Regions from separate parts of the Homo sapiens genome. Here region 1 is linked to region 2. Evidence: chromatin contacts called from ENCODE Hi-C data. All regions are on one chromosome and are shown on one strand. The core of a region is the stretch at or near the end of the contact, and the rest is flanking DNA. Distances in the headings are between cores, read along the strand shown. Region 1 has its middle 8.8 kb from the start of LINC01946. Region 2 holds the start of SLC30A6-DT (SLC30A6 divergent transcript).

What was found. A loop is a pair of places that touch in the nucleus more often than their neighbours do. Pooled maps may share reads with other maps.
Region 1: a loop to region 2 is called in a pooled map, with 6 times the contacts of the local background. The contact joins the enhancer-like site here to the promoter of SLC30A6-DT in region 2. A Hi-C loop is called at or near these places in 1 of 37 single-sample maps with no recorded cell type and 6 of 50 pooled maps.

What each region holds. Positions count from the first base shown.
Region 1 is chr2:31,810,914-31,814,591 of GRCh38, reverse strand. No RefSeq gene overlaps it. Among named protein-coding and RNA genes, the nearest start is that of LINC01946, 8.8 kb to the right of the region's middle. RefSeq lists a silencer at 2,276-2,355. Within about 2 kb of position 2,396, at least 10 of the 41 ENCODE cell types and tissues checked have a DNase peak (open chromatin) inside an H3K27ac peak, as active enhancers do.
Region 2 is chr2:32,163,937-32,167,785 of GRCh38, reverse strand. SLC30A6-DT (SLC30A6 divergent transcript) reads left to right here and starts at 2,047. Exons shown (of 1, transcript NR_185886.1): 1 at 2,047-2,745. It overlaps SLC30A6 (solute carrier family 30 member 6), which reads right to left and starts at 1,922. Exons shown (of 14, transcript NM_017964.5): 1 at 1,883-1,922. The coding sequence starts at 1,885. RefSeq lists an enhancer at 86-602.

The sequences.
Region 1 (3,678 bases), core at 1,147-3,646, 350 kb after region 2:
TCCCAAGCTACCCAGGAGGCTGAGGCAGGAGAATTGCCTGAACCCAGGAAGCAGAGGTTGCAGTGAGCCGAGATTGTGCCACTGCACTCCAGCCTGGGTGACAGAGTGAGACTCTGTCTAAAAAAAAAAAAAATAAAATAAATAAAAAGCTCAAAACTAAACCTCCATTAAAGTAATATCCTTAGCAAATAGGATTCCTTTTACATGTAATAATTCAGTTCACTCAACAAAGCAAACACTATTGGCTTGAAACCTGCATTTTCTGTTTTCGTAACTCAGACTGCATGAAATTCTGAGAACCTTTAAAGAGGTGTAGTAATTCATCCCCTGCTGTTTGGCATAAAGTGGGTGAAAAATTGGAAATAATTTTTGTGGTGAAAACTAATGGAACAAGGTTAGAAATAATAAATTATATAGAAGCATATATTACCTCTTTAAATGGATGTCCTGGCTGCAGATCCTTTGAGATTCTTTCAGCTTTTCCTGCTGCCTACCTGAGAAGGCCTAATGATCATTTCTAAGGACTGCTCAGTTTTTGGATTCATATATGGATGCAGCAAGGAGAAATTAGTTCATTATTTCAGATAAGCACCAGGCACTTGTGGGAAAAGCCCAATAGGGTTAGAATTTCCACTTTCTTGAATTATTTACATTAATTATGGTAATAAAGAAATGATTATTGAAATCTGAAGACTTCAGAACAGATTTAACATTAAGGCTAATTAAAGTATTGATATGGACAGGAGGCAGGGAAATACTGGGTAGAAGAAGGTGGGGTCCCTGGAGAGGGCTTCATCCTCAGGCCTGGACCCATGGCCCTAAATGAAAACATGCATTCCTGTTTTCCTGCCCAAATGTTGCCTTTTCCAAAATGACCCTGGCCCACCAAGCCCCCCATTCTGTACTCATAAAAGGCCCAAGCTCCACTGGCAGAGGAGCAGAGTGGCATGGCAGAGGAGGAGAGAAGAGAAGAAGCATCTGAACGTTGAGAAGAAGCATCTGAACGTTGAGAGGAGTTCAGTTGGGGATGGTTGGGAGGCACCCTGGCTCCTGCGCCTGCTCACCTGTGTGCTCCCCCTCCCGCAAGGGGAAGGTGAAGACTATCTTCCTACTCCATCCACTTTCTAGCTCCCCATCCTGCTGAGAGCCACTTCCATTGCTCAATAAAATCTTCTGCATACACCATCCTTTGATCCGTTCGTATGACCTGATTCTTCCTGGATGCCAGACAAGAATTCGAGATGCATTGGGTGTGGGGACCCAAAAAGGCTGTCACACTGACTCTTCACTGAGCTGTTCAGCACTTAAGCCATCCGTGGATGGGAAAGCTAAAAGAGCATTGTTTGTAACACATGCTTTCTGGGGCTCCAGAGGTCGCGGGCAACTCCTAGATGCTGCTGTGGGCTGGCTGGTGGCCAAAGGCACTTGCCCTGGCTCTTGCACCTGCTCACCTGTGTGCTCCCCTTTCCACAAGGGGTTCGAGGGTGGTAGCTGAGTAAAATGAGCCACACCAGTGTTGCAAGTCCCAGGAAGGGGTCAAGGGATCTCTCCCATCTCAGCGTTTTATCCAAAGTCTTTAAAAAGAAGTGGGTTGGATTTTATATCTATGACTTAATAGTATTTAGGGGAGAATAAGAACCCCCTGAATATAACTGACCAAACAAAAACCCAAACTCACAAAAATGAAAACACTCTATATACCAAATACAGAATTCTATGTTAACTGGTTTTGTAAGATGTCAGAAAGACCTGTGTTCTAATTTCTGTTCTGATTCAGTTGTTTAACTTTGGACAGCTTGATAGTCTCTCAGAGCCTCTGCTCCTCACTAAAAGAGGGAGTATAATATTTTACCAATAGAGATGTGGTGAGGAGTGAGAGAAGTGATCTCTGGGAGAGTGCCTGGACCACATGATTCATAAATGATTATTTAGGGCCCTCTTCTTTACCTTGAAGAATAGCCAGGGTTGACAGTTTAGGGTGCAGACACACAATTTGTTTCAGTGCTTAAGCCAAGTCCCATCTCCTCTTTACTCCTTCTGCTCCTGTACCCTCTCCTGCAGTGTGAATGAGAGAAGTTCTCTTCTTTTGATATACAGGTTTGGATAGAAGTAGCCAGGAGAGTGACCTGTCTGTCTTCTTTCTTGCTGTCCTGTGTCCTTGGTCTTGTTTACAGAAGGCTGTAGCCTCAGTGCTCTGGCCAAGCCAGGCTCTAGTGTTGAGTCATCATGACTGAGATAACATGGGGTGAGTTGACAAGCTATGTGGGGTGCTCAGAGCTGGTGTTTTCAAATTCTTTTGAACTGCTTTAGAGAGGGCACCAGCCTTGGTTTAGGCAAACTTCCTCCCCATGACAGTCAGACTTCTCCTCTAACCTTCTAGATGTCCTACGCTCTGTCAGGGCAAGGAGTGTGGTCCGGATGTCTGATTCTAAGAGGAAGTGCTTCTGTTCTTGCTTTCAGTTCTGATTCTGTCTTTAAACTTCAGGTTTTCTTTTTCCAGGGGGATTTAAATTATGTTACAAGCTTGCTGTAGGCCAAATGCTTTATATCCATTAACCCACTTAATTCTTACAATGGCCCTGCAAGATCTCATTTTACAGATGAGAAAATTGAGACTTTAATAGCTATTAGGACTTGTGCAAAGCAACATAGTGATAGTACTATTGAAGCCCAGATATGTTTTACTTGAAAGCTATTAAATATTTTCTCTCTCAATTGTATTTACCTTCTTCCCCCTTAATGCCACAGCCCCACAGGAGAGGTATCCTGGCCTGGGGCAAGTACTAATTTAAAGGATTAATTTGCCCAGTAAATCCCGAGATGGGTTCTCTTTCTCTAATGGTCTCATCCCTAAGATGTCATTATAAAAACTTTGCCAGCTGGGAAAAGATGCAAAGGACTCCATAGCATCAATGAGTACAGCATGTGCTCATAAAACTGGTGCTTTAAAAACAGCTACATTTTACTGAGAGAATTAAATAACCAAAAATCAAGGCCAAGTCTTGCAATTAAACAACTGGAGCTGCATTAATTATCTATGAACGGTATTCTGACGAGGTCTTTGGTTCTAAGATTTTGAAGGAAGCAAGAAGAGTACAGTATTCAGTGTTCTATGAGACAGAAGATCCGGTCTTCTCAAGTTAGAAGGTCTTTTTGGGAAAAGTTATGATAACTGAATTATTTTATTGTTTTGCTATTTAAAAAGCTCTTTTAAGCCTACAGAGCAGAACAAGCTGGCTCATCTCTGAGCACCAGGGCTAGATCAAAAGTGCATCAACTTTTTTGAAACCAAAACCAAAACAAACATAAATGATATTTCTTCTAAAATTGAAAAATAAAAATTAATGGGGAATAGTCTGGAAGATGGGGTAAAAAGAAGGACAATTGGATTTTTTTTTTTTTTTTTGGAAACAGTTTTACTTTGTTGCCCAGGCTGGAGTGCAGTGGCACGATCTCGGCTCACTGCAACCTCTGCCTCCTGGGTTCAAGCAATTCTCATGCCTCAGGCTCCTGGGTAGCTGGGATTACAGGCGCCTGCCACCATGCCTGGCTGTTTTTTTCTTTTTTTTGCATTTTAGTAGAGATGGGGTTTCACCATGTTGGCCAGGTTCGTCTTGAACTCCTGAGCTCAGGCAATCTGCCCGTCTCAGCCTCCCAAAGTGCTAGGATTACAGGTGT
Region 2 (3,849 bases), core at 798-3,297:
CTCTTATCCCTTTATCTTCAACTCCCTTCAAATCATCAGTATTATAGGCAAGTTAAGTTTCTATTGTATGTATTCGTTTTGTGCAGCTTTATGTAACAAAACTGGTGTGTGTGTGTGTGTGTTTGTGCATATAAAAGCACAAGGTACCACCAGAGCACAAAGGAGAAGCAACTAAGAGGATACTGGAACATGAGGGAAAGGTTCATGAAAAATAATTAAGGATATATAAGGGTTATTCTGATAAGGACAGCCGATAGAGAACAGAGAACAATTCTGGGGATGGAAGAGCATATGCAAATTAGGTACAAAGGCTCAATTAATACAGCATGATTTGCAAGCTATTCACTGTGGCTGAAATACGGATGTTGCATACATGTATGCATTAAAAAAAAAAAAAAAAAAAGAGTTTGTGGCCTGGCACGGTGGCTCACGCCTGTAATCCCAGCACTTTGGGAGGCAGAGGCGGGAGGATCACCTGAGGTCAGGAGTTCGCGATCAGCCTGACCAACATGGAGAAACCCCGTCTCTACTAAAAATACAAAATTAGCCAGGCGTGGTGGCGCATTCCTGTAATCCCAGCTGCTCGGGAAGGTGAGGCAGGAGAATCGCTTGAACCCGGGAGGCGGAAGTTGTGGTGAGCCGCGATCGCGCCATTGCACTCCAGCCTGGGCAACAAGAGTGGAACTCCGTCTCGAAAACAACAACAAAAAAAGAGGCTGTAAAAGTAAGAAGCTTGATAATGAGTGGCTTTGTATGCCATGCTAAACAGGACTTTATCTTGAGTGCTACAGAAAAAAAAAAAAGGAGAAAATTTGAGTAAGGGAGTGATGTGGTCAAATTTTAGAAATATAACTCTGGCTACAGGCTTCACAATGGTGAATGTTTTGAAGAAGAGCGTAACTGAAGGCTATTTGATCATTAGCCAAAAAGTGTAAACTTTTACCCATTTTCTGTGTGCAAAAGGATTACAGAAAATTTACAAAACATAAAGTGTGTGAATGAGGCATTTTCCCGACCATATCCACTTAAGTAAAAAACTTAGTACAGTGACAAAAGCTTAGGCACAGAAATGTGGTCTCTTTCTCATACGTAGGCTATCAATAAGTACTCCATAAATTTTTCTAATAAATGCATTTTCAAAAGGCACACGCCACTTGGACACTTCAAATCCCAACCAACTGCTTATCTTTAAAGTTCAGAGCTATATATTTGAGCTCTAAAGGCAAAGAATGACTAATTCTAACAAATTTGAGAGAAAACACCATATCCCAACAACCATAACGTCTACTGGGTCTTCCATTAGTTTCTACAAACCCAGAAATAAAGCAGCAATAAAATGTCCTACCAACACCTTGACTTTCTGTAGTTACTGCGCTTATGAAATTTGCTGCCGTAATCAGGCTACTTAATATTTAGTAAAGCCAAGTTGCAGAGTGAGACGTCTGCCCTAAAACCCTATTACTAACCTTTTTTTTTTTTTTCCGCTGGCGTTATCGCCACTGCTCTAAGAATCACTATTACAGTTGTTGCTGTGGACTTGTTTTCAGATCTTTTGTTGGTGGCCTAGTTGTTGACGCTGGCAAAAACTTTTATTACCTTAAAGAAATCTCGGCAGAGGGAAGTCAGAAACTCGCCAGGAGCTGAAAGCTCTGCCTGCAGCGGGGCCTAGATCGTGAGCGCCTGCGGAACAGGTGAGGGACCGAAAGGGACCAGAACTCTGAAGGGGAACATTTTGGGAGACAGCCGCTCCTGCCAAGGGGCCCGACTTCAACTCCAATGACCCCTCCTCTGGGTGGCTGAGGGATTTCAAGGTCGCTTCGGGACCAAATAAGATAAACCGAATCAGCTACAGCCGAAACCCTCACCCCAACAGCCAACTCACCATGATAAGGAGCTGCACAGCTCCCGCCGGAAGCCGTTCTGGGTGCTCGAGTTTTCCCAGAACGGAAGGGGTGGGGCACCAGTGGGCGATTGGCTGTGAGGAAAGCGTGGGAGGAAGTGCGTGCTCTGGCCTCCGGCTTCCGTCCCCTTCCCGGCTGTCCCTGCACTCCGTGGCGGAAGGCGGCTAGAGCGGCTCCCTCTGAGCTCTCCGAGAGATTGGTCGGGACCTGAAGCGTTGAGGTTAAGGGCAAGGCAAGGAGCAACGAGGAGTTTTTCGTTACGTTAGAAAAATTTCGTTGCGTGCTGAAGCGCTTTTACCTGTGTTGTATGATTTAACCTTATGAAAATGGACAGTATTCCAGTTTTACAAGTGAGGAAAGAAGATTAAGAAACTTGCCTCCGCCAGGCGTGGTGGTTCACTCCTGTAATCCCAGCACTTTCGGCGGCGAGGCAGGCGGATCACTTGAGGTCAGGAGTTCGAGACCAGCCTGGCCAACATGGTGAAACCCCGGCTCTACTAAAAATGCAAAAATTAGCCGGGCGTAGTGGCACGCGCCTGTAATCCCAGCTACTCTGGAGGCTGAGGCAGGAGAATCGCTTGAACCTAGGAGGCGGAGGTTGCAGTGAGCCGAGATCGCGCCACTACACTCCAGCCTGGGCGACAGCGCGAGACTCCGTCTCAAAAAAAAGAAACTTGCCTTGAGTCCTACATATAGTTTGCTGTAGTAGCAGAATTTGAACTCGGACCGACTAATGGTCTACTTAATAAAATGCTATTTGGATTCTCTATAAAATTAATAATATAGAAGTAATGTTAATTATAGAAAACTTGGAAAATATTAAATTCATTCGATAAAGATTGAATATGTAGCACGTGTGTTTGTCAGATACTGGTCTCGTGAAAATTATATTCTGGTAGGGAAGACAGAAAACAAGTAGGGATAAAGAAATTTTTAAAAGATATTCATAAGTAGTGTCGTGTAGAAAACTGGGTATAGGTTGAGTATCCTTCATCCCAAATGCTTAAGACCAGAACTGTTTCAGATTGTGGCTCTTTATCTTGGGGATGGGGCCAGAGGCTAAACTTGAAATTCATTTATGTTTCGTATACACCTTATGCACATAGCCTCAGGGTAATTTTATGCAATTTTAAAAATTGTGTGTGTATCAAACAAAATTTTGACTACAGCTTTTTACATGCGGTCAGGTGTGGAATTTTCCACTGTGGCATCGTGTTGATGATCAAAAAGTTTTGATTTTGGAGCATTTTAATTTCAGATGGTTGGATTAGGGTTGCTGAACATGTAATGGTATACAGAACAACTGAGTAGGTGTGGTGCTCACGTCTGTAATCCCAGCACTTTGGGAGGCCTAGGCGGGCGAATCACGAGGTCAGGAGTTTGAGACCAGCCTGGCCAACATGGTGAAACCCTGTCTGTACTAAAGATAAAAAAAATTAGCTGGGCGTAGTGGCGGGTGCCTGTAATCCCAGCTGCTAAGAAGGCTGAGGCAGGAGAATTGCTTGAACCCGGGAGGCAGAGGTTGCAGTGAGGCGAGATCGTGCCCCTGCTCTCCAGCCTGGGCAACAGTGCAACACTTCATCTCAAAAAAATAAATAAGAAGTAAAAAATAAATAAAATCGTAGGTATTATCATCTATCGACAATCTGTTCTCCACACTGCAGCCACAGTAATCTTTTTTAGTAGAGGAGAGGTCTTGCTATGTTGCGCAGGCTGGTCTGGAACTCCTGGGCTCAAGTGATCCTCCTGCCTCAGCCTCCCAAGATGCTAGCATTACAGGCATGAGCCAACACCCCTGTCCTATACCTAGGATTTAATGAACATTCAATATGTGGTAGGCAGTATTCTAAGAATTTGAGGCCAGGCACAGTGCCTCATGCCTGTAATCCCAGCACTTTGGGAGGCTGAGGCAGGCAGATCACTTGAGGTCAAGAGTTTGAGATCAGCC